2 separate regions of the Mus musculus genome follow, and region 2 is linked to region 1. The links are chromatin loops, found by intact Hi-C in ENCODE. Cell type or tissue: left cerebral cortex. All regions are shown on one strand. Links, peaks and the distances in the headings refer to the core of each region. The heading gives the core; the rest is flanking DNA. Region 1 holds the start of Hmg20b (high mobility group 20B). Region 2 holds the start of Nmrk2 (nicotinamide riboside kinase 2).

The links. Peaks named below come from ENCODE experiments on the same cell type or tissue, not always from the same donor. Only the 100,000 strongest peaks of a DNase experiment are listed, where the experiment ranks them.
Region 2: a loop joins it to region 1, with 2.9 times the contacts of the local background. A loop is called at or near these places in 11 of 42 quality-filtered maps.

Annotation. Positions count from the first base shown.
Region 1 is chr10:81,343,926-81,355,928 of GRCm38, forward strand. It overlaps Hmg20b (high mobility group 20B), which reads right to left and starts at 6,502. Exons shown (of 9, transcript NM_010440.3): 1 at 6,209-6,502; 2 at 5,455-5,563; 3 at 4,961-5,164; 4 at 4,571-4,691; 5 at 4,061-4,107; 6 at 3,511-3,583; 7 at 2,916-3,131; 8 at 2,635-2,767; 9 at 2,121-2,552. The coding sequence starts at 6,246. The coding sequence ends at 2,540. In left cerebral cortex, for the core only: CTCF peaks have their summits at 3,020 and 6,993 (motif pointing left); DNase peaks (open chromatin) are centred at 3,034, 6,667 and 6,978; H3K4me3 peaks cover 1,599 bases; H3K27ac peaks cover 906 bases.
Region 2 is chr10:81,192,588-81,204,590 of GRCm38, forward strand. It overlaps Nmrk2 (nicotinamide riboside kinase 2), which reads right to left and starts at 9,450. Exons shown (of 7, transcript NM_027120.2): 1 at 9,364-9,450; 2 at 8,304-8,394; 3 at 7,945-7,993; 4 at 7,705-7,861; 5 at 7,438-7,509; 6 at 7,017-7,123; 7 at 5,583-6,859. The coding sequence starts at 9,389. The coding sequence ends at 6,774. It overlaps Atcayos (ataxia, cerebellar, Cayman type, opposite strand), which reads left to right and starts at 2,104. Exons shown (of 3, transcript NR_015477.1): 1 at 2,104-2,135. It overlaps Dapk3 (death-associated protein kinase 3), which reads left to right. Exons shown (of 9, transcript NM_001190474.1): 9 at 1-610. The coding sequence ends at 357. It overlaps Atcay (ataxia, cerebellar, Cayman type), which reads right to left. Exons shown (of 13, transcript NM_178662.4): 13 at 11,917-12,003. In left cerebral cortex, for the core only: a CTCF peak has its summit at 5,802 (motif pointing right); DNase peaks (open chromatin) are centred at 1,356, 2,063 and 5,830; H3K27ac peaks cover 644 bases.

The DNA.
Region 1 (12,003 bases), core at 2,118-10,117:
AGGCAGTGAGAGTGCACACCTTTAGTCCAAGCACTGGGAAGGTAGAGGCAGGTGGCTCTCTGAGTTCAAGGCTAGCCTGGTCTACAGAGCGAGTTCCAGGACAGCTAGGGCTATACAGAGAATCCTCTCTCAACTCAGCCCACTCTCCTGGCAAAAAGAATTTTTGTTAAGAAATGAAGACCAGGGCTGGAGAGATGGCCCAGCGGTTAAGAGCACTGACTGCTCTTCCAGAGGTCCTGAGTTCAATTCCCAGCAATCGCATGGTGGCTCACAACCATCTGTAATGAGATCTGACGCCCTCTTCTGGTGTGTTTCTCTGAAGAGAGCAACAGTGTACTCACATATGTAAAATAAATAAATAAATAAATAAATAAATAAATAAATCTAGAAAGAAAGAAAGAAAGAAAGAAAGAAAGAAAGAAAGAAAGAAAGAAAGAAAGAAAGAAAGAAAGAAAGAAAGGAAGGAAGGATGACCAAACCACTATAAAATGCTACTTTTTCAGGGATCCCCAGGTATGTGGTGGGTGAAGTGGGGTGTGCAGGGGTCAATGAACATCTGAGGCTGTTTGTGTCTTCTAGATTCCCACGACAGAGTGTCACAACGTAGGTGACTTAAAAGAGGACCAACAACGGAAACTGGAGGGATGGTTCAGTGGTTAAAAGCACTGGCCAGTAACTCACCTCCAACTATAATTGGATCTGATGCCCTCTTCTGGCATGCAGGTGTACATACAGAGAGAGTATTCAGAGAGAGAGAGAGATCTGGGCATAAGGACACCCCTACCTGGGGACGTGGAGGATCAAGGTCATCCTTGACACACAGTGAATTCCAGGCTAGCCTTGGCTACATGAGACATTGTCACAAAACAAAACTCAGATGAACTTAATCCTTCCTCAGTTGATAAGTGGAGGTGCTCCCCTCTCTCCCGGGGCTGTGGGAGGCTGTCTTCGACTCTGGCAGTCCTTGACTGGCCTTGGCCCACAGGCCTGTTGTGCAGTTTCTGCCTCTGTTGTCACTAAGCCCGCTCCTAGGCCTGTGTTAACTTTCCTGTTCTCAAAATGATACTCGCTGCTGGCATAGTGCCCACTCTACCCCAACATGACCTCACTCAAGTTAATCTCACTGTTTTCCTCCTGATTCCCAATAAGGCCATGCCTGGGGGTTCTGGGGTGAGGACAGGAGCACATTTGGGGGGATACAATTCCTTGGCACAGCATATGTGTGCTGGATTGGGAAGTTTTACAAGATATTCTATCTCATTAATTAAACAGAGTCCCTTGGCAGGGCTCTTCAAGTTTGAGCCAGAGGTATCTTCCACAGTTATCTGCCACATCCCACAGCTCCTGCCCTGGGGCAGGGCAGGGGTGGGGGGAGGTCGATGTGGATGGTCAAACAGGAAGCAGACAGGCACAGACTGCCACGCCAGAGTGACTTACCACAGCCTGGGGCACATGGAATATTACTCAGCCGTGAAGAGGACATGCCCCATAGTGTCAGTGATGCTCACTGAGAGAAGCAGGCATAAAAAGCCACACTGTACAACCTCCATGGTGGAAAATGTCCAAGAATGTGGAGTGAGTGGTGGGTGTAAGAGGGCCGGAGACCAGGCACAGAGAAGGTTCATGCTGTCAGGGTTTCCTCTGAAGAATGTTCTAGAACTAGATGGTGCTAATGGCTGGAGAACTCTGTGGTGTTGTTTTGTTTGTTTGTTTTGAGACAGGGTTTCTGGGTAGTCCTGGCTGTCCTGGAATTCACTCTGTAGACCAGACTGGCCTCGAATTCATGCAGATCCTCCTGCCTCTGCCTGAGTGTTGGCTGGGACTAAAGGCTTGGCCAACACCCAGCTAAAGCAGTAAATTTCTGAGGTGGACTGAAGTCCAGTCTGGGGACTCGGTTGGGTGAACTGAATGTCCAGCCTGGCCCTGAACCCACAGAAGACCCTCAAAACCAACAGGGTGATGGGGAACTCCAGCCCAACTCTGCCTCAGTTTCCCCACCTGATAACCGTGTAGTGAAGGTCCTGAGATCCTCTACCAGAGGTAGGAGGGCAGACCAAACCACCACAGCAGGAGAATCATAAACAGGCTGGGCCCACTCCCCCAAAGCCACAAATATTAACTTGAGTGAAAACCCATTTGTTTTTATTCAACACTTATTTAAAAGTCCAGATTGAGTGATGAAAGGCGCAGGGGAAGGGGCTGTCGGACTGCCCCACCCCTACCCCGGCTCTGCCAGGTTAGCCAGCGCCTGCGCAGCAGGTCCCCTGGCTGTATGGTGAGCGACCTGGGGTCCTCCTGCTCAGCACCAGGGGTGGGGGTGGGGTATCCGAGTCCAGCGGCCTTGGCTCCTCTGTTCCTGACCCACTGTAGTGTGACCCTCCCTGTGAGGCAGGCAGGTCTCCCGGTCTCTGCAACCTGGGATGGGGTTCGAAGCTAAAGGGATGCGGTTGAGATTTCATTTGAGGGGGGCCTGGAGACCCCAAGGTGTAGCTTCTTTCTGGGCGGGTGGGGAGGGGCATCTCCTGGTCCAAGAGGTCTGTCACAGGTGCTCGCTGTAGGACAGAGGGGGTGATGAAGACCTCAAGCAGAGCCGCTCTCTCCCTTCACCCCACTCTCCCCTCCCACATCCCGCACCTGGCTACCCGCGCCAGGATCTCCTTGACGCGCGCGATCAGTCTCTCGTGCTGCGCGGGGTCGCGCTCGATGGCTCCATGAAGCCGCGCCATGTAAAAGTCCAGCGTCCCGAGGGTCGGTGTCTCCCCGGTGCCTGCGGGTCAGTGGGTTAGAGAGAGGCCTCCCAGGTCCGTAGCTGGGAGGGACCAGGGAATTGGCCTTGCGAGGGGGCGGGTCCGAACTCGGGCGAGGCCTAATTGAAAAGTGTGGGCGGGACCGGAGGTGTGGGCGGGGCTGCGCACCGGGCACCGGCAGGGAGGCGAAGCTAGCCGTGAGCGCCTGCCTCACGGCCTGTAGTTGCTGCTGCAATGCCAGTGTGCGCCGCTCCTCCAGCGCCAACTCCTGCTCCAGACGCTCACGCGCGCTGCTCATGCTCTGCGTGTGGCGCTGCAGCACCGCATTCTGCTCCTCGAAGGCCACGTTCATCTTTCTCAGGCGCCGCAGCTCTGCCTCGCGTGCTGCGGGACAGGAGTCAGAGCCCTGAGCTGCCTCCCCGTCATACTGGTCCCGGAGTGCTATAGACCCATTTCATCTCTGGCCTCAACCCGACCCATCTCCCTCCATTCCTGACCTTACCCCTGATCTCATCTCCCTTCAGCCCTGATCCTATCCGCCCTCAATCCTAGACCCCAGCCCGACCCTTTTCTCCCTCCATTCCTAACCGCACCGTACCCCCACCGTCTCCAGTCTGGCCCCATCTTCCCTCTATTGCCCATTCCATCCCTGACCCCATCCCTCCTCCATCACGGCCCCCTGGAACTTCAGTCCTGACTCCAGCCCTCATTCTCATTTCCACTCATCCTGCAACCAGGACATAAGCACCTGCTAAAATCTCACCTTTGTTTTGGTCCAGAAACTCTTCCGTGAAGATGGGCACATCAAAGGTGGAAAAGCCATCGCAGTCCACACCCTGGGACATGGCAATGAGTTCGGTGGGGACCCACATCTCTGGAGCTTGGGTCGCCTGGAGCCCCAGACTGCTTTTATTTCCTTTGTATTGTGTGTCTCCCATGTGCATGCATTATCCACAGAGGCCAGAGGAGGTTAGCAGATGCCCCAGAACTGGAGTTAGAGGTGTCTGTGCTCACACCCAAGGGGGTGCAGGAGCAGTGAGTGTTCTTAACTCTGAGTGGCGCTGGAGTCCCCAGCTTCCTGCATGCCAGGTCAGCACTCTATACATGAGGCCCTCTCATGGTGGGGTGGGTGGGTGGTGGTGGGGGTAGAGCCCTTGGTTCTGTGCATTCTGGGCAATGACTTCACCACTAAGCTATGCCCCACCACAGAGTCACTGTGTCTCCACAGTGGTCTTGCTTTTATCTATGGAACACACTAGCTTTGGGGGTAGGTATCTTCTCTCTTAAGTACTTCTGGACTGAGAGGCCCTTACCTTGTGCCCATTCAGGAGGGTGTTCATGAGCCCAGAACTGGAGTCCTCTAGTGGGGAGGGAGGAAGGCAGGTCAGCCAGCACCCTCCCAGTCCAGAGGCCCCACCTGGACGGCCCCACATAAACCTTTATGCTTATGAGGGGAGTTTGGGCCCATTCACCTTTCCTTTTATTGTTGTTGGGTTTTTGTTTGTTTGTTTGTTTGTTTGGTTTTGGTTTTATGAGACAGGGTTTCTCTGTGTAGCCCTGGCTGTCCTGGAACTCACTCTGTAGACCAGGCTGGCCTCGAACTCAGAAATCCGCCTGCCTCTGCCTCCCGAGTGCTAGGATTAAAGGCGTGTGCCACCACGCCCGGCTTTTGTTTGTTTTTGAGACAGGGTTTCTCTGGGTAGCCCTGGCTGTCCTGGAACTCACTTTACAGACCAGACTGGTCTCAAAAGCAGAGATCCACCTGCCTCTGTCTCCCAAGTGCTGGAGTAAAGGTGTGCACCACTACTGCCTGGCTCACTCACCTTTTTTAATTTTGTTTTCTTGAATCTTCTCAGTGCAGACCTTGTAGGCCTCTGACTGCTGGTATGCCCACAGCTCCTTCAAGTACTGCTGTTTCTCCTTCTCTGCCTCATCCAGGTACCGCTAGGAGGGGGGCAGCATCCTCAAACTAGGGCCAGCCCAAACGAAGGTAGGCACACAGATGTGGCCAGAGCCAGGCCCCCAACTCCCCTCATACTGATGTATTCGTAACCCCTCCCTTGCCTCCCTTCCTCCCTCCAACCCACAGAGAGAGGGTCCCTTCTCCAGGACTACTGGACGTTCTCCACCTTGTTCTTTGGGCCTGGGTCTCTCACCGATGGGGCTTGCCCAGGGATCCTCCTGTTTCTGCCACCCCTTTCTCTGGTCTCTACCTGCTTCTCTGCCGGCTGCAGCTTGCTCCACTCGGCGCCCAACATCTTCGTGATCTCCGGGAATGGAAGGTCCGGGTGGCGGGTGCGAATCTGTTCCCGCCTCTCATTCAGGAAGCGAACATAGCCAGTGACGGGGGCCTTGGGCCCATTTGGGAGAATCTTCTTTCTTTTTTTGCCTTTGGGCCAGCCTCGCTTCTTCACTGGCTGCAGGAGGAGGCTGTGTCCTTGGGAGGGGCTCTGGGAAGTGTGGGTGGGGGTCTGGGGCATATGGGCGGGGCCTAGTCTAGTGGTAGGTCGGCAGATCAAGGGTCAGAACTCTAGAGAACCTACGGGTCCTGCACCAAGACAGCCTCCTAGGGGTGGGGCTGAAGCCACTGACAGGCTAGGCTGGGGTGTGGCCTCTTGCTAGGCAGTGGGAGGATCTTATAGTCTGGATTTGTGAGGTATGTGTTGCTGAGCCAGCGGCCGGCCAGGCTTTTCAGATGGGGACTCACCTCCTCCTCCTGGGGCCCCTTCTCTCCAGCTCGGGAACCCTCGCTGCGCTCCTGCTTGACAGCCACTACAAAGGCCCCGTGCTGGCCCGGAGTCTTGCCTCCCGCAGGTCTTGGGGACAATGGAAACCAGCGTCATCCATCAGTGCCAAAATCATTCCCCCATACCTACCCATCCCCTTCTTGTCATTGGAGATCACAGAAGTATGTGGGAGCACGCATGAGCCTGGAAAAAGGGGGTGGGGACCCAGAGTTTGAGGATCCAAGGATCACAGTAGGCCACTGGCGGGGTGGGGACGGAGGACGAGGTGAGTTGGTCCTGGGGCCTGGGAGGAAGATGAGATAGTGAGGAAGGCCATAGGGTGTCTTGGCAGTTCTACAGGGAGTACAGAAATCCCCGAAGGGTGACAGGACATGGTCAGAAGTTCCTGTAGTGGGGATAAGGTAGGTAGGGTATAGGGACAGGACAGGATCAGGGGTTCCCAAAACAGAGGTACACAGAGGTACCTGAGGATGAGACAGGGTATGTCCAGAGATCCCAGCGTGGACATGGTGTGTTTAGGGGTACCCGAGGGTGGATATAGGGAATGTTTAAGAGTTCCCAAGGATGCAGGACAGGACATGTCCAGGAGTACCCGGGGTGGAGACAGGGCATGACCCCTGGTACTCGAGATGGACACAAGGCATTTCCAGGGGTACCCGACGATGGGGACAGGGCTTATCCAGGGTCGGGACAGGCTGGGGGAGGCGCACTCACGCGGTGGCTGCGCCTGGCTGCCGGGGACCGTGGGACATGGCCACTCCGGGCGGGATCTGGAACAGAAGCCGGCAAAGGTCAGGGGGTCCTGCCTGCCACCTCGATGGGAACCGCAGGGCGATCCCCGGGGGGCCCGGACCGGGGAGGCGGATCCCGGGGCGGGGAGGTCCTCGGGCAGGAGGCCCCGCGATCCTTTGTTGCGAGATCGAGTCCCGGAGGCCGCGCCCCGCAGCCCCCGCCCCGCGCAGGCCCGGACTTCCCGGCTCTTTTCACCTCTGAAAAAACTTTCCCGGGACCTGAGACGCGGCGACGGTCCAACCAAGCGCCCGCGCCCGCTCCGCCCTCATGCTAATGAACCCAAGGATAGCGCTCTAATTGGCTGAGGCCTCCATGAGAGGTGGGGTCATGCAGATTAGTCTCGGCGCGCCGGGCGGTGGTTGGCTGAAGATCTGCGGAGCCGCGTGGGAGGTGCGTCGGCAGGTTGCGGGCGGGTGCGTCAAGTTCGGCTGCGCTCCGGCGCGCTCGGGACCAATCGGAGGCGACTGGCGGCGTGCTGTGGGGCGGAGCTCCTTAAAGGGCCAGTAGTCCCCATTCTGACCGGTGAGCTAGGGTGTGGAGATGGGGACCGGGGATATTCGGCAGAAGAGGCGTTTTTAGTAGGCTTCTAAGGAAGGAGTTAGGTTCCAAAGAGGCACCCCCCGCCCCTGCAGTACGGCCAGGTGTAGTTTTTCTTACTACGTTGAAAAAAAATGGGTCTGGTGAGATTGCACAGCACTTGAAGGTGCTCGCCACCTAGTGGACGACTTGCATTCGGAACCCACAAAGTGGAATGTGAGAATGGTTTTCCAGCAAGTTGTCCTCTGAACTCCACTGTGTGCTGTGCCATGTGCATCACACACAGACCTAAATCAATAAATGAACGTATGCTTTATAAACGGAGGACTGGGGAAATGACCACCAGGCACTGATTTCCCTTCCCGTGGAACCTTGATTTTACTCTCTGACCAAGGGGTACATTGAACCATAGGAGGAGTAACAGGCTGGGAGGCTGACACCTAGATCTGAGATAGAAGCTGGGCTAAGAGCATTTTCATTAAAAAAAAAAAAAAATCATTTTGAAGGTCAGTGCGGACTGACTCAGCAAGCCAAGGGGTTTACAGAGAAACCCAACAACTTGAATTTGATCCGCATTATCCAAATGGAAGAGACAGCACCACACATCTAGGTTGCCAAATGTGATTTTACTCCAGTCTTCTGTAACATCCCACAGTAAAAGAGAAACTGAGAGTTGGTTCTATGGTTAGGAGTGCCTGTTTCTTTTGCAGAGAACCTGGGTTCGATCCCCAGCACCCATTTGTCTGCTAAAAAGTATCTGTAACTGTCCCAGGAGACCTCTTTTTACCCTTTTGAGCATTAGGCAAGCAAACAGGCTTACATGCAGGGAAAATGCTCATAAACGTGAAATAATAGGTGTCAGATCTTGTTACAGATGATTGTGAACCACCATGTGGTTGCTGGGATTTGAACTCCGGACCTTTGGAAGAGCAGTCAGGTGCTCTTACCTACTGAGCCATCTCACCAGCCCAAATAAATCTTTTTAAAAACAAATGATTGAAGATATTGCTCAGTGGTTTAAATAAAACCTGCTGCTCTTCCAGTTCGATTCCTGGTAGCCACACTAAGGGCTGGGAGTGTGGTCAGAGTGGAGCCCCGCCCATAATTCCCCTGGAGGGGTTGGGGCAGGGTTAGGGTGTTTCCATCCCATCATGCACTGCGGTCGTGGGCTCAGTCCTCCCGTGCTGTTTGTAAACTGAAACTCTGTGATGGGGTAATGTTGGCCAGGTGACGCATTGTAATGATAGCATGTGTTTATGGGACCACACACATGCTTACACATGCAGCATGTGCTTATGTCTATCTTAATGGCAGGTGCAAGTGACGCCCCCCAAACTCAACAGGCTGGGGGATTCTGAGCCGCTCCTCTCAAGCAGGTGACAGTTCAGATAGAGCTTCTTAGATAAGGTTAGGCTTGATCAAACTTGGGCTTCCTGTTACAACAGAGATAGAAGAGCATTTGGGTAAAACAATGACAGGCGGCTGTGGGGACCCAGGCACAGGTCAAAGGTTTCTACAGGTGGTCCAGGAAGGGAGCAGCCTGACAGTTACCCTGAACAGAGTCTCAGCCTTCATCACTGGCTGTGAGCTTGGTGTGGGCTCACCTGCCTTTAATGCTACCACTAGGGAGACAGAAGCAGGGGATCTCTGTAAGTTCCAGTCCCCTGTGCTACATAGTGAAAGCCTCTCAGAGACAATTAAAAATAAATAAATAAATAAATAAGAAAGAAGCTGGGAGGTGATGGCACACGCCATTAGTCCCAGCCCTCCAGAGGAAAAGGCAGGTGAATCTCCGCGAGGTCAAGGCCAGCCTGCTCTACAGAGTTTCTCTGTATAGCCCTGGCTGTAGACCAGATTGGCCTCAAACTCAGAATCTGCCTGCCTCTGCCTCCCAAGTGCCAGAATTAAAGGCGTGTGCCACCACTGCCCGGTGTTTATGGTGTTTTTAACTCACCCTGGGAAGCACTAGGGACTGTGGGAAGAGTTGCTGATGAAGGGCTGTCATTTCAGACAGGTGTCTGTGCAGGTCAGGTTGCTGTGAAGGAATGAATGCGCAGCCCTATGGCCCTGAGGCTCAGATAACATGTATCAGCATGTCTGCTCTACAGTTCTTAGTTTTTGGTGGTGGAAATGGAACCTGGGACCTGAGACTGGTCAGGCTTTCTATCTCTGACCACCACGCCCCAGCCCTCTCTTTGGGGGGATACTAGGCAGAGCTTTACCTCTGACCAGGGCCACAGACCCTCACTGAGGAATTTTTAGGCAGGAACCCCACCCCTGAGCCATGTCCAGACCTTTTGTGTTCTTTTTTAAATTTTGTTTTCTGTGTTTTGTTTTGTCTTGTTATATCTATCGCCCAGGGTTTCTTTGTGTAGCCCTGGTTGTCCTGTAGCTCTGTAGACCATGCTGGCCTCGCCCTCACAGGGATCCTCCTGCCTCTCTAGCATGTAGGGATTATAGGGATTAGGGTGTACTCCACTAGGCCCTGCCCTAGATTTTTTTTGGGATTTTTTTGTTTTTGTTTGTTTGTTTGTTTTTTGTTTTTCAAGACAGGGTTTCTCTGTATAGCCCTGGCTGTTCTGGAACTTATTTTGTAGACCAGGCTGGCCTCTGCCTCCCGAGTGCTGGGATTAAAGGTGTGCGCCACCACCCCTGGCCCTAGATTTTTTAAAAAAAGATTTATTTATTATTGTATATAAGTAAACTATAGCTGTCTTCAGACACACCAGAAGAGGCTGCCAGATATCATTACGGATGGTTGTGAGCTACCATGTGGCTGCTGGGAATTGAACTCAGGGACCTTAGGAAGAGCTGTCAGTGCTCTTAACTGCTGAGCCATCTCTCCAGCCTTCCCCCACCCCAGATCTTTTTTATATTTTGATTCAGGGTCTTACTAAGCTGCCCAGGCTAGGTTGAGCTTGCAACCCTCTGCCTCAGCCTCCGGTTAAACTTTAGTGTGTTGTGTGGGAGCAGAGCTCAGTGGCTGAGTGTCTGCCTTGCACACCTCAGGCCCTGTATTCCCCTAACTTCCAACCCCAAATGGCTTCTTAAAACCAGGAGTGATGCCGCACACCTAACTTCAATCCCAGCACTTGGGAGGCAGAGGCAGGTGGGTCACCGTGAGTCTGAGGCCAGCCTGGTCCACAGAGTGAGTTCCAGGACAGCTAGGGCTACTGAGAGATCCTGTCTCGAAAAGCCAGAAAAAACAAACAAACAAAAACAAAACAAAACAAAAAACCCCAAACACCTAAATTAAGTTAAAATGTGGGCTGGAGAGATGGCTCAGCGGTTAAGAGCACTGACTGCTCTTCTGGAGGTCCTGAGTTCAAATCCCAGCAGCCATCCGTAATGAGATCTGACTCCTTCTTCTGGGGTGTCTGAAGACAGCTACAGTGTGCTTACATATAATAATAAATATTCTTAAAAAAAGAGAAAGGTCTGTGTAATACCTTATAAAAAAAGTTAAAATGTAAAAATGTTATTACCGCACCAAGCCCCAATCACTCTCAGTCCCATGAGGCTCTTTTTTACTGAACAGTGAGTAGCACTAAGGCCTCTTTCCCCTCCAGCCATCCCAAAATCTCAGAGAACTCGGCAGAGCCTTGCCCCCCCCCCCCCCGTCAGGGGGTCTGAACCCCACCACATCAAAGCGGGCCCCACCCCAGAGGCTGGACTTCAGCCACCAGGAAATCCAATGCCCCATGGATGGGTGGAGGCGTGGGCTTGGCGTCCTGGGCTGCTGGGGCGCTGGAGGGACATCAAAAGCTGTCAGGATCTGTCTGGACTCCCACCCTGAGGGTCTGGGTGCTGATTCCTTCCTCTTAACTTGTCTTTTCTGACCTTTGCCTTTCCAGGGGCAAACATCCCTTCCATTCATGAGGTTAAACAGAATCATCTCCTCTCTGCTGGGCTTTTTAATCTGGCATTGTCTCCGTCTCTCCTGGCCAGAGATCTAACTAACATCCTGGCGGGCCAGCTTTCATCCTGCCTGAAGGCCCTCAAGCCCCGCTTGGTTCCTCAGTGCCCTCACTGTGACATTCAGTTTTCAACCTGGCCTGAGACCACAGATTTCTGGTGACTTCTCCAGCCACAGGGAGGCACAAGGAGGAGGTGGGATAGCCTTAGGAAGTAGAAACTTGAGCTGAATCCAAAAGGGCCGGATATGTAGAGGCACCCGTTGCTGCTGAGTCAGCTCCAGGAGGCTGCTGGAAGCTGTGCACATGGTCCCAGGCCTCCCATCTCAGCTCTAGGGAGGTGAAGGAGGAGGGAAAGGAAGAGTTCAAGGTCTCTGTTGATTATGTAGAAAATGACCAGCCAGCCTGGGCTACATGAAACCCTGTTTAAAAAGTAAAATACGCTCAGTCTGTGGCCATAGCTCAGAAGGTAGAGAGTGGCACAACTTGTCTTGGATTCTGTCCCCAGCACCTGAATGAACCAGAGGCAATGGCTAAGGCATTCATCCTATCCCAGCACTCTGGAGGTCAGAGGTCGAGGAAAGAGGCTCCGGAGTTCCTGGGCTAGAGCAGGAGTTTGAGGTCAACCTGAGTTACAAGAGACCTTGTCAGCAGATGGAAGCTACTGGGTGGGTGAAGACAGATAGGACAGGAACAGAAGTTAAAACCCAGGCAGGGGGCCGGGCGATGGTGGGGCACGCCTTTAATCCCAGCACTTGGGAGGTGGAGGCAGGCAGATTTCTGGTCTACAAAGTGAGTTCCAGGACACTCAGGGCTACACTGAGAAACTTTGTCTGGGGGGTAGGGGGTAGGGGGGGGGGGAGAACAACCAGGCAGGGCCAACCAGTAGTTACACAGTCACTCGGAGTTGTCAATCCCAGACCTGCAACTGCACCACTTCTTGCCCTCCAGCAAATGACTTGGCCCAGAGCCTCAGTTACCACACACGTGAAGTTTGGGTCAAGCACTGAGATTGCAACTTGCCCAAGGAAGAGTGAAAAGAAATCACTGCAATCTCTCATATCTCTTCCTATCTTTTAGTCCCCTTAGGCCAGGAGCCACGAGATGCCAGTTATCTGATGTCTAGCCCAGGCCAGGCCTTCTCCCCAGAACAACAGGGGAGATCCAGGGCTGGATCAGAAGCAGAGACTTCTGCTGGCCTCCCACTTCTAGAAAGTCTGAGCATATTTATTTATTTAATTTGAGACAGGGTCTCAGTACGTAGCC
Region 2 (12,003 bases), core at 1,309-9,308, 150 kb before region 1:
GAGCAGGGGCTGCGCGAGCTGCAGCGAGGCAGGCGCCAGTGCCGGGAGCGCGTGTGTGCGCTGCGCGCGGCCGCCGAGCAGCGGGAGGCGCGCTGCCGCGACGGGAGCGCAGGGCTAGGGCGCGACCTGCGACGCCTGCGCACGGAGCTGGGGCGCACCGAGGCTCTGCGCACGCGCGCGCAGGAGGAGGCGCGGGCGGCGCTGTTGGGTGCCGGGGGCCTGAAGCGTCGCCTGTGTCGCCTGGAGAACCGTTACGACGCGCTAGCCGCTCAGGTGGCCGCTGAGGTGCAATTCGTGCGCGACCTGGTGCGTGCGCTGGAGCAGGAACGGCTGCAGGCTGAGTGCGGCGTGCGCTAGGCTGCGGCACCCCCAGACCCCGACCCACCCCCAGAATAAAGCTGCTTTCCACGTACTGTCGCCTGTCTCCCACGCCCCGCAGGGAGGGTGGGAGCGAGCAACCCCACGATAGGTGCTCTCCTACGCCGCCGAAGAGATTATGGCTCTGCCACACCACACACCAAGGGTGGTGTCACCCACAGTTCACATAGAGACGTGCAAGGCTCAATTGGTAAAGCTGAATCTCAGTGGGGACCCGCAGTATCACACAGCTCCGAAAAGGACACACTGCGGGGGTGTGGGGAGACCTGGAGGACACTTAGAGGATATGCACCTGTCATCCCAACTCGTGGAGGCCGAGGCAGTTTGTGACAGCTGAGTCCTGCCTGATCTGTCCCTGGGGCTCTGGGTCAGTTTGTATAATGAGCAGTAACGGGGTCTGCGGCATTCAGATGCTGTCGTGTGCACAGCCACTGTGAGGCGGCAGGAGAGAGCCAGGCCAGGTTCCAAAGTCTGAATGCTGGCTGCCCTCTCTGAGTCCCACACCCTATGGCAGCTTAACCACCTGTAGGTCAAGATTCTGGGATCCAACACCTTCCGCTGTCTATGGGCATGGGGCGTGCACATGATGCACAGACACAAGCTCATAGAGAAGCCATGTGGGATGGCAAAGGCCTGGGGATCCGGATTTGTGAATTCAAGGTCATCCTGGTCTACAGAGTGAGTTCCAGGACTACACCTAAAAACCCATCTCAAAAAAAAAAAAGTGACTGGAGAGATGGCTCAGCTGTTAAGAGCACTGACTGCTCTTCCAGGGGTCCTGAGTTCAATTCCCAGCAACCACATGGTGGCTCACAACCATTTATAATGGGATCTGATGCCCTCTTCTGGTGTGTCTGAAGACAGCTACAGTGTACTCATATACATAAAATAAATAATTTTTTTAAAGCTGTTGCCATAGGCCCCTTCACGAGCTTTCCCGATAAGCCCACATTTTACAAAAATATGAACGTGTAATAGAGCATCCTCGGGACCCAGAAATGGAGCGTTATTTGGGAAGATTGGTCTGTTAGCTAAATTGAACGAAGGTGGGGCTGAGCTGTAGGCAGAAGAGGAATGATATAGAACAGATAGGTTCAAGCTGGAATGGGGGACCGGAGAATGCCGGCTCCGGGTGTGTGCACCAGGTTTCTGTTTCCGTATCAGGGCTTCACCCGGTTAGTGAGGACGGGCTCGTGGCTTCAGGTAACGCTGACGACAGCTGATAGGGCCGACACAGCTGACAAACCCCTGTGGCTTCTCAACCCGCTTTAAACTCCAGGGGCCAATGAGTTCTTGTGTCTCCAAAGCTGGTAACCAGACACCCCAAGTTATGAGCCTTGTCAGACGTCTGGGGCTTAGTAGCAAGGCCCCCTGAGTTGAGTCTTAATCAGTTAATTGACGCATTTATACGTTTTTGAGACAGGCTTTCACTATGTATCCTTGATCTGTGTTTGTGGTCTAGTTCGTACCTCCCCACAAGCTCCCTCGGGTTTAGCCTCTTGTAGGTCAGAGGGCACTGCTGTGCGCCATCCCGCCCCCACCTCCACCCGACCCAACCCCCCACCCCCGTCACAGCCTGGAACAGGTGCACGTAGCAGACCGGGCCTAGCCACGTTCGCGGTCGCTCAGCTCTTGACCATACTAGGGCAAGCAGCTCCCTCGCTATTAATAACCTGGCGGGGAGCCGGCGTCGTGTCTATAAAGCCGAGCACGCCAACCCCAAGCGGCTCCTTCAACCCCTGAGATCTTAAACAAAAGTAAGTACGCCAACCATCTCCCCTCCTTGGCCCTCACCCAGGCTTCCTGCGGCAGAAATGACCCCAAAAGTCAAAGAATTGTGTTAAAACGAAGGATGAGTGAAACACAGACCCTGCTGGTCCCGAAGGCTTGTGGGACAGCGGGCAGGAGGAGCTGTCATCTAAAGGGTGCAGAGCCAGGGACATCCCATCCTACCCAAGTGACCCCCAAGAATGCATGTGTGTCTTGGTGTGGGTGGTGAAGAGCTGGGGGATCAAAGAGGGGACTCTCTGTGTCCCCAAACTCAGTTCTCCTCTGGGTATGCAGCTCCCTGAACTTCTCTGTAGTTCAAAGCCAAAGCCATTTTTTTTTTTTTTTTGAGGTAGGGTCTCTGTAGCCCTGCCTGTCCTGGAACTTGATATGTCCAGGCTGGCCCTGGACTCAGGGAAATCCTCTTCTCTCTGCCTCCTGAGCGCTGGGATCAAAGACACGCACCACAACTCCTGGCTAAAGGGATTTTGTGGCTGTCCCACATGCATAAACCCAAGGTGTGTCCCCAAATTCCACCTGTGACCCATTACTGCAGACCTACTCCTGATGGCTGGAGAGACGAGGAGATGAGAAGTTCCTTTCCAGACAACTTGCAGTCACCGGGTGCATGGTGGTGTGTGGGGGTAGGGTGGATGACCTGGGGACACCCACCACTAGTGACTTCTGGCTCCTGTCAGCCCCTCCCCTCTGGCTTTGGCTGATCTTCCACTTAGTGTCCAGGATGCCCATCTCTTCCCTGGCCCTTGGAGACCTGAGGTCTGGAGAGCAGTGACCTTTGCAGGTGACAGTGTTGGACCAGGTGGGGCCCTGGGGTCTAAGTGCTGACTGAGTGTTCCGCTGAGCGCTGGCTGATGTCTGTGACAGGTGTCAGTGCAGGGATAGGACAGCACAGGGTGGGGAGGGCTGCCTGTCACCCATCTCCAGGTCCTGAGCAAACCACCACTATCACCTCAGTCTCTGGGTGTGGTTATTAGGACTTGGGGTGTGTGGGTTTTGGTGAGGTCACAGTCCTAGGGTTAAGTGTGGGGCAGGAGAGTCAACAAGAAAAGCTGAGAATCTGGTTCGGTGGATAAAGTGTTTGTCTCGAGTGCGTGGGGACCTTGGTCAGAATCCCTAGGACTCAACTCAACTGAGGCACAGCAGTGTCTGTATGGAGTCTGGAAATCCAGCCAGGCAGGGGACCTTATGCTCTGCTAGGTCCCACAGGCCAAGTTCTTCAGGATCTGGGGACAATAGAGCTGAGGGGTCAGCCACGAGGCCCCACTGCTGGCTCTGGGGCTTGTGAGTGTCCCTATCAGCACGGTAACCCATACGGGAGACAGAGGAACCTTGAGCTCATTTTGTGGGGATGTCTGGCTGGGTGTTCTGTGTGGGGCATTCTGGAAGGTGCTGAGTAGTGTCCCACTCTGTGTCTGGAGCTCCCCCAATGTGACACTTGTCCCCAGCCCCCACCGAGAACCTTCACGAGGACACAATCACCAACCTGAGGTTTTTGTTTGTTTGTTTGTTGAGACAGAGTCTCATGTAGCTCCAACTCACTATGTAGCCACAGATGACCTTGAAATTTTGATCCTCCTGCCTCCACCTCCAAGTGAGTGCTGGGTTGGTAGATATGTCAGAATGCCCAGCTCTAATCCACCTTTTTTTGTGACAGACCTTGGACAAGGGACTCCATCTTCCCTGAGCCTCAGTATTCTTAGCCATGTAGAGGAATCCATTTTATACACTGTTCCTCTGGGCGTCAATGTCAGGGTGTCCTGTGTCTGTCCTGGACCGTCCTATGGCCCAGTTAGGGATGCTGGTAATGTCTGGAGTGTTTGTGGGGGAGCTTGCTTCTCTCTGAGTGGGTGGGAGAGGCACACGTCACTAACAGAGGCCAGCAGAGGCCTCGGCTTGGCCAGCTTGCTAGGAGAAGGTTGGGGTAGGCAGGTGACCCTGGAACCTTCTGTCCCTCTGGAAAGGCTTCGAGGGGCTTTCCCCAGCATGCTAGGACCCAAAGGAGGCCCCAAGGGCAGGGCTTCTTGGCAAGGCTCTGCTTGACAGACAGAACACGGGTCAGAAACCTACCTCTTCTGAGTCATCCCAGGCCTCTGGAACACGCAATAAACCCATCCCGACACAGGTGCACCCGCCTGGTGAGCCGAGGGTGGGGTCCCTGAGGACATGGGATGTTCTGGGGAGACTGGGCAAGCCAGTGACTCTGATGCTGGTCCCAGCATTTAAAATGTTCATATTACATTGGTGTGTACATGTGTGTGTGTGGGGGGGGCACGTGAACATGCCACAGCACATGTGTAGAGGTCAGTGGATACCTTGTAGGAATGGTTTCCTTCTTCTCCCATAAGGGCCTTGAAGATGGAACTCATGTCATCAGACTTGGCAGCAAGCTCCTTTACCTACTGGGCCCTCTTGCTGCCCCCAGTTTATTTTTTACTTTTTTTTTTCATTAGGTGTATAGATATTTTGCCTGCATTTTTGTCTGTGTACCACATGTGTGCAGTACCCACAGGGGCCGGAAAGATGTCCTCTGGAGCTGGAATTACAAGTGCATGTGAGCCACCCTGAGGGTGTTGGAGACTGATTCCCGTCCTCTGCAAGAGCAGCCACTGAGCCATCCTTCCAGCCCCAAGTTCATTCTTTATTCTATGAATCATGTCTACGGTGCCTGAGTGGCCAGGCTCTGGCTGCCTTGAAGTCATCTCCCTTATGTCCCTGTCTCATGCTGAACTATTTTGGGGGACGTGACCAGCAGATGAGTCTGGCCACAGTTGTGCCTGGGACAAAGGCCTGGGTTTGGCAAGCATAAACCCTGTTCCAGTCCTGTGCTTTCAGCCTCTGCTTAACCTTGACGCTGCGACCCTACAGGGAAGCTCCTCACGTTGGTCACAGGACTTCTACAGCTGGGGAGATGACAGATGTCTGCATTGCTACCTGTGGGTGTGGGGACACCCCACATCTGTCACGCAGAAGGCAGGTCTCACTAATATTGATTGGGGCAGCATGACAAGAGAAATAGAAATGAGTACAGGAGCCCCATCCCAAAGCAAAACAAAATACCCTTAAGTTTGAAGGTAAAACTCAAGTGTTAGAAAGTGGAATTCAAGAGCCAGACGTTGATAGCACACGCCTTTAACCCCACACTCTGAAGGGAAGCAGACAGATCTCTGATTTCAAGGCCAGAGTGAATTCCAGGACAGCCAGGGCTACACAGAGAAACCTTGTCTCAGGGGAAAAGGAAAGGAAAGAAAAGGATAGGAAAAAAAGAAAACGAATTTTATAATTTATTGTATTTTTTTATATTATTTTATGTGTGGGTGGAGCTGATACTAAAATCTAGTTCCCTAATTGGTTCTTGATTTGGTCAATAAAGAAGGTGGAAACCAGTAGGTCCCAGGCAAAAGAAGAAGCATGTTTTTAAAATTACAAGCAACAATTTTATTTTCAAAGTCTTATGTAGACAAGGAGGCTTCAGACTTGTTATTTAGCAGAACACTACTACTCAGTCACTCGTCCATCCATCTGTCCGTCCGTCCGTCGGTCCATCCATCCATCAATCCACCCATTAATCCATCCATCCACTCATCTACTATAGCATTTTTCTATATGTAATTGGGATTCTGTCATTGCAATTCCACAGATGGCCATTAGGTGTCACCCTCAGGCCAAAGAATAAAATCTCTGAAGCCGACTCTCCTCCACATCTACATTCCAGCACCACCGAAATGTTCTGCTCAGAGCCTCAGTTTTCCCTTTTATGAAGTCCACACAAGTAATAAAAAACACACCGAGCTGGGCAATGGTGGCACACGCCTTTAATCCCAGCACTTGGGAGGCAGAGGCAGGTGGATTTCTGAGTTTGAGGCCAGACTGGTCTACAGAGTGAGTTCCAGGACAGCCAGAGCTATAAAGAGAAACCCTGTCTCGAAAAACAAAACAAAAAACAAAAAACAAAAAAACAAAAAAAAATCACACTGAGACTGTCACCATGGTTCAGGGGGTGTATGGTTGTGTGTGAGAGGAGACAGGTATGCTGGTTGCAGGACAGGCAGCATGTGTTGTGTGTGTGTATTTAGGAGATTCCAAATAACCCTATAGAGTGAGACTTGGCTTTGGTTTCCGAAAGAAGTAGAGGGAGGCTCAGATGAGAGAAGAAAGATCTCAGGAATCCCTCGGGAACTCTCTAGAATTCCATCCTATTTAGGCAGAGAAGCTTTCTAGCTGGACACACCAACTTACTGTGTAATTCTGAGTACCAAAGGTGACCTCTCTGTGCCTGTCTACATTAGGGTAGATGTTGTTTCTCCTTACCCAAGTTCATGAGGAATGTCTCCTTTAGGGAAACTGAGGCACATCAACAAGGTTACCCACAGAGGCCACCAGGTGCCAGTAAAGGGTCTGAGAGAGGTTCACCTCATAGGGACCATACAGGACGCCAGGTTAAAAAACAGAGTCCACTTTAATGTTGAGGTGCTAGAAAATCTCACAGTGTCCGTGCCCACTGCACGTGTGTGGGGACATGCCCTCCTATGTACAGATTTCCTATAGGCGAAGAGCCACTGCGTCCAGTCAGAACATCTCAGGCCCTGCTGTCCAGGACCTGCGTCTTGCTAGGATGTGTTGAGCAGTCTGTTTTGAATATCCTCCAGAACTTGATGGAAGAGTCCCTCCGGGGACTTCATGCCATCTAAATAGACTGAAACCGGAAAGGGACTGGGTCAGGACTGGTAGGGAGAGCAGTGTGGACTCTCTCAGGACAGGAAAGAGCAGCAGGAGAGCCCGGGATGGGATTCAATGGGATGTAGGGAAGCCTGGGGTTTAGAGCATTGGCAGAGCCTCATTCTGGTTCTTACCCACTTCCACCCCGTCCTGCTCCATCTCCCGTCTATACTTCTGGTACATGGGCCACACGTGACCATCAAACAGGCCAGGAGGATCAGGGACCATGTAAGTACGGCTTCTGTAGAGAGAAAGGAGTTCCAGGCCTGTCGTGGGAAGTTGTTGCTCAAGGCAGACTGCAAGTAATCAGCAGACAGGCTCTGGATGAAGGATTAGATAGATCCCTGGGCAAAGGCTGTGGCTGTGGGATTCTCAACTTCCACATTTTTTCCCCACCATTGAGCCTGTCTGGGGAAGGGTGTATGTGTGCTGTGTCCAGGCCTGCGGTTCTGGGCTTCTGTGACAGAGTGTCACTACGGAGCCCACTGCCCATGGCTGGCTGGCTCAGGGAGGAGCCTGTACTCCAGGGACACCCCCGTACCCGTGGCACCATACCTTCTCCTCCGCTTGCATTCCTCATACGGCACGGTCAGGAAGTAGCGTTGGCTGTACAAGTCCACCAGGGGCCTGGTCAGGGAGTGGGGGACAGGGTCAGTTGGTGTCTCTGTGGCACCCCCATGTCTCCCGAGGCCACATATTCGTCCCACTTCCACGGTGTAAACAGACACAGAGCTCTTGGCAGTGCGCAGGCTCTCACAGCAGGGTGAGTACAGTCAACCTGAGGTTCTGAAGGTCTTTGGGCCTTGGCAGGCTGATGCTTACCTGTAGCTGTACAGTAGGAAACCCTCGAGGAGGAGTACGTGGGTGTCCGAGGCACCTGACTGAAGGCTGACGCCATGAGCGCGTGCAAACTTGTGTGGATCCTTCACCCAGGCCTGCACCGTGCTGAGCATGGTCTCCATGTCCAGGGACTCAAGCACTTGTGGGACAGATAGCAGAATTCAGAGCGGGAAGCACCCACAGGGCCCAGTGGGGCAGTTAGGGCAGGGGCACTATGCTTACCGTCCCACTGTTTAAAGCCGTCCTCTCCGACTGCTATTTGGTCCTGGGGCTGAAACACAGGACCCCAAGGTTTGGGCTCAGACCTGTGCCAGCCCAGCCCACCTTGCCACTCTAGGATGGCCCCACAGCGAGGTGCGGTGGTCTATCCATCATCACCTGTCACTCCTCCCTTTGAACCCATTGCAGAGAAGGGAAAGCAGAAGTCTAAGAGGTCGTGGGTAAAAACATCCCAGCATGCCACAGTGAGGCCAGCACCCCCTCCATCAGTCTGACAGGGTTCCTCAACCCTTGGGCACAAGCAGGGCTAATGAGAACGCCTTGCCCCGTATTCCCCACACCTCTGCACCCTAGACAGCCACCTTGAAGAAGTCATCCTGATGGATCACGCAGCAGTTGGGCAGCGCCTTGAGGAGGCTGTTGGTCAGGGTGGTCTTCCCACCGTTGGTCACCCTGGAAGGGCAGCGTGTGTGAGGCAGTGGGGAGATGTCAGCGCCCACTCCCAAGCACCTAACAGGACTCGAGTCACCATGGAGTTACAGTCAGGCCCATTCGGGTGGACAGGTGGTGTGTGTGTGTGTGTGTGTGTGTGCGCGCGCGTGCACGCACGAATTTGTGTGCAGTGACTATCCAGAATCCCAGAGCTCTGAAGATAGGACGTGGTCAGGTAGAGCCCCTCCCCAGAATGCCCTGAGTGGCTGGGGGTGTGGCTCAGGGAGGGGAGCCCCTGCCTAGAATCCCCAGGACAGGACGCCAGGGCAGTAGGTCACAGCAATCTGGTTCTTAGGGTGACTCGTGTCATCCTCAGCCATTCTGGAAATATTGTCCTCTGCCCTAAGTTGCCTGTCTTGGTGCTGACAGCAGCCATGTGGGAGGCCACAGGCAAGCAGAGCTGTGGTCACTGGGGATCATTAGAAAAAAGGCCTAGAGGCACCCGCTGTCACCCTGCTAGGTGTGAGTGAGTTCAAGGCTAGCCTGCATGACTGCTAGCCCACTCCAAAATAAAAAGTAAAAAGAGGGCCAGGCCAGTAGCCCTGTTCTGAGGGCTTGCTCTGTATGCCCAAGGCCCTGGATTCACCCTGGTGCTTCCAGAATTAAAACACACACACACACACACACACACACACACACACACACACATTCATCCTGTTCAGAGACACTTCACTTACTGCCTGTACATCCATCCCCCATCCCCACAGGGCTGGTCCCCAGGTTTTCAGCAGGCCTCCCCAGTATCTTCCTGATGATCTTTAAAATAATCCATCCGTGCAGGTGCAGTGGGACCATCCCTGTCCCCTCAGTGGTCACCAAGCTCACATGCCCCTCATGCCTGCAGACCATGGGCAGCAGGCACTTTCTTCCCAGGGCCTTGAGGTCTTTTCCCTCCCCAAACAGGGTCACACTCCAGGCCCTAGGGCTCACCCTCCAATGCCTATGATGAGTTTCATCTTGGGGACTGGAGGTGACTGGTCCTGAGGTGGCCCCTGCTGCACTGCGCTGCGCTGCGCTGCTCAGCAAGTCCCAGCTCCATTGACAAAGCTGTGGGGCATTTATAGGTTTGGGCAGCCTGGAGGCCGCCCCGGGGGAAGAGGCCCCCAAGCACTTGTGAGAGTAAGGGGGGGGGCGAGCACCTGTTTCATAGGCTGCAAATAGCTTTGGTAGCCTTTTGCCTAAAAAAGTCACGAGCCAGAGGGACAGAGGGACAGCAGCCAACTTTTAGCCTGTGCCCCCGTGTCTGCCTCCCTCCTCCCTCCCCTCTCCCCACCCCTCCTTTCTCCCTTCCTCCCCTCCCTAGTCACACCTTTCTATACCTAAAAATATCTGTGTCCCCTGGTTTCACCCTGACATTGAGACTGGTTCTTATGAGGCCAAGAAAAAGGACTCTCCATCCTCCCCCCTCCTCCCCCCTCCTCCCCTGGCCCCAGCTCAGCCTTGCCAGGAAATTCCTCTTCCAAAAGTGTCATGGCTGAGGTGGGTTTAGGCCTCTGGATGGTGAATCACAAGACAGCTTTGCTCTGATGACCAGGCCTGGCTACAAAATCCTTCTAGAGTGACCGTGTCATTGTGAGCCCACCATGTGACCAGAGTCATTGAGATCAGACTCGGGGGAGCCAGGATGGGGCGGGGCATTGTTCCCCACTGTTGTTGGTAAGGGAGAAGAAATGTTCTGTGTGTGAGCCTGTGTGTATGTCCGTCTATATATATACGTGTGTTTGTGTGTGTGTATGTATGTATGTGTTTATGTATGCATGTATATATGTGTGTGTGTCTGTGTGTATATGTATGTATGTGTGTGTGTGTGTGTGTGTGTGTGTGTGTGTGTGTGTGCAGCCACATGAGGAGGCCAGGGGTCAATGTCAGGTGTCTTCTGGGTCTTCCTATGCAGCCCTGACTGGTCTCAAACTCGCCATGTAGACTAGGTTAGCCTACATCTGCCTCTTGAGTCTGGGATTAAAGGTATGCACCCCCATATCCTGCAGGACCTTATTTATCAAGGTTTATTTTTATTTTTTTGTGTATGGGTATTTGCCTGCATATGTGTCTGTCGTCCAAGTTTGTGCCTACTGCCATTAGAGGTCAGAAGGGGGCGTCAGAACCCCTGGAACTGGAGGTGCCAGTGGTTGGGAGCTGTCGTGTGGGTGTTGGGACTGGAACCTGGGTGATCGGCTGGAGCAGCCTCTACTGTAACTGCTGAACCATGTCTCTAGCCCTGACCACTTATTTTTTTTTAAAGATTTATTTATTTATTATATGTAAATACACTGTAGCTGTCTTCAGACACACCAGAAGAGGGTGTCAGAGCTCATTACGGATGGTTGTGAGCCACCATGTGGTTGCTGGGAATTGAACTCAGGACCTTTGGAAGAGCAGTCAGTGCTCTTACCCGCTGAGCCATCTCACCAGCCCCAACCACTTATTTTTAAGGTGGAGTCTTGCTGAACTTTGAGCTGTGTGACGGGGCTGGGCGTGGCCAGTGGGCCCCATGACACCCTACCTCAGCTCCCTGGTGCTGAGCTACACATGTGACACAATGCCTGCCTTTTATCTAGGTTGTGGCATTTGATAGGAGGTCCCTCTGCCCTGTGGCCAGCACTTTATCTCATGAGTCCCAAGTCCCCCAACCTGTCCTTCTGGGGTCACCAAGTTCCATCTCCTCTCTGCTGTGCCCTGGTGGTCCCACCTCTGGGGACACACACTATTCTAGCTTAAGGCTGGTTCTTGCATCAGAGAGGACTCATCCCTCAGGATGTCTGGTCTTTCCCTCTTGGTCCCCAGGGACCCGAGCAGGCACTGTGACCAAGACAGGAAGGACATGGATGGCTGGGCCCAGATCCATGGGGAGGTTGGGAATGAGTGTGTGAATGAATGAATGGGTTATGGAATGAGTGTGTGAATGAATGAATGGGTTATGGAATGAGTGAGTGAATGAATGAATGGGTTATGGAATGAGTGAGTGTACTTGAGCCTGTAGGCAATGAAAGGTGCCTGTCCTGCCCAGCCTTTGTCCTGCTGGCTCAGCGCCTCCCTCCCTAGGCCCTGTCACCACGCTCATATCCCAGCTATGAGCACATCCAGACTGGGCATATCCAGATTACAGCACACTGGCCTCTGTTTGGTTTATTAGAGACAGAGTCTCTATCCGTGCCCCAGGTTGGTCTGGAACTCTGTGCAGTCCTCTTGCCTCAGTAGCATCCTGAGCGCTGGGATGTTACCCATGGGTCATCACACCCTAGTCCCCCATCACATCTTGCTGGCGACACTAAACATAGCTGTGTTCAAATGCCCTGGTCTGTGTGTGTTCTGAGGTTCAGGCGGTGGAGCCAAAGTCTTTGGAGACTCACCAGCCCATCCCCCATTCTCCTGCTGCAGGCAGGACTGTGCACCCCACTCCCCCAAGGCTTGGCCACTGGTCACAGAGGCAGGAGGCTTGCCTTCTGCACCCTCCCCATATCTGGGAACACAGAGATATGTGCATATATCTTCCCTCTGCATTATAATTTATTTATTTCACATAAAAATCCCCACCCCAGCCTCCCCGGACTTTGTGTTACTTTGGGGACT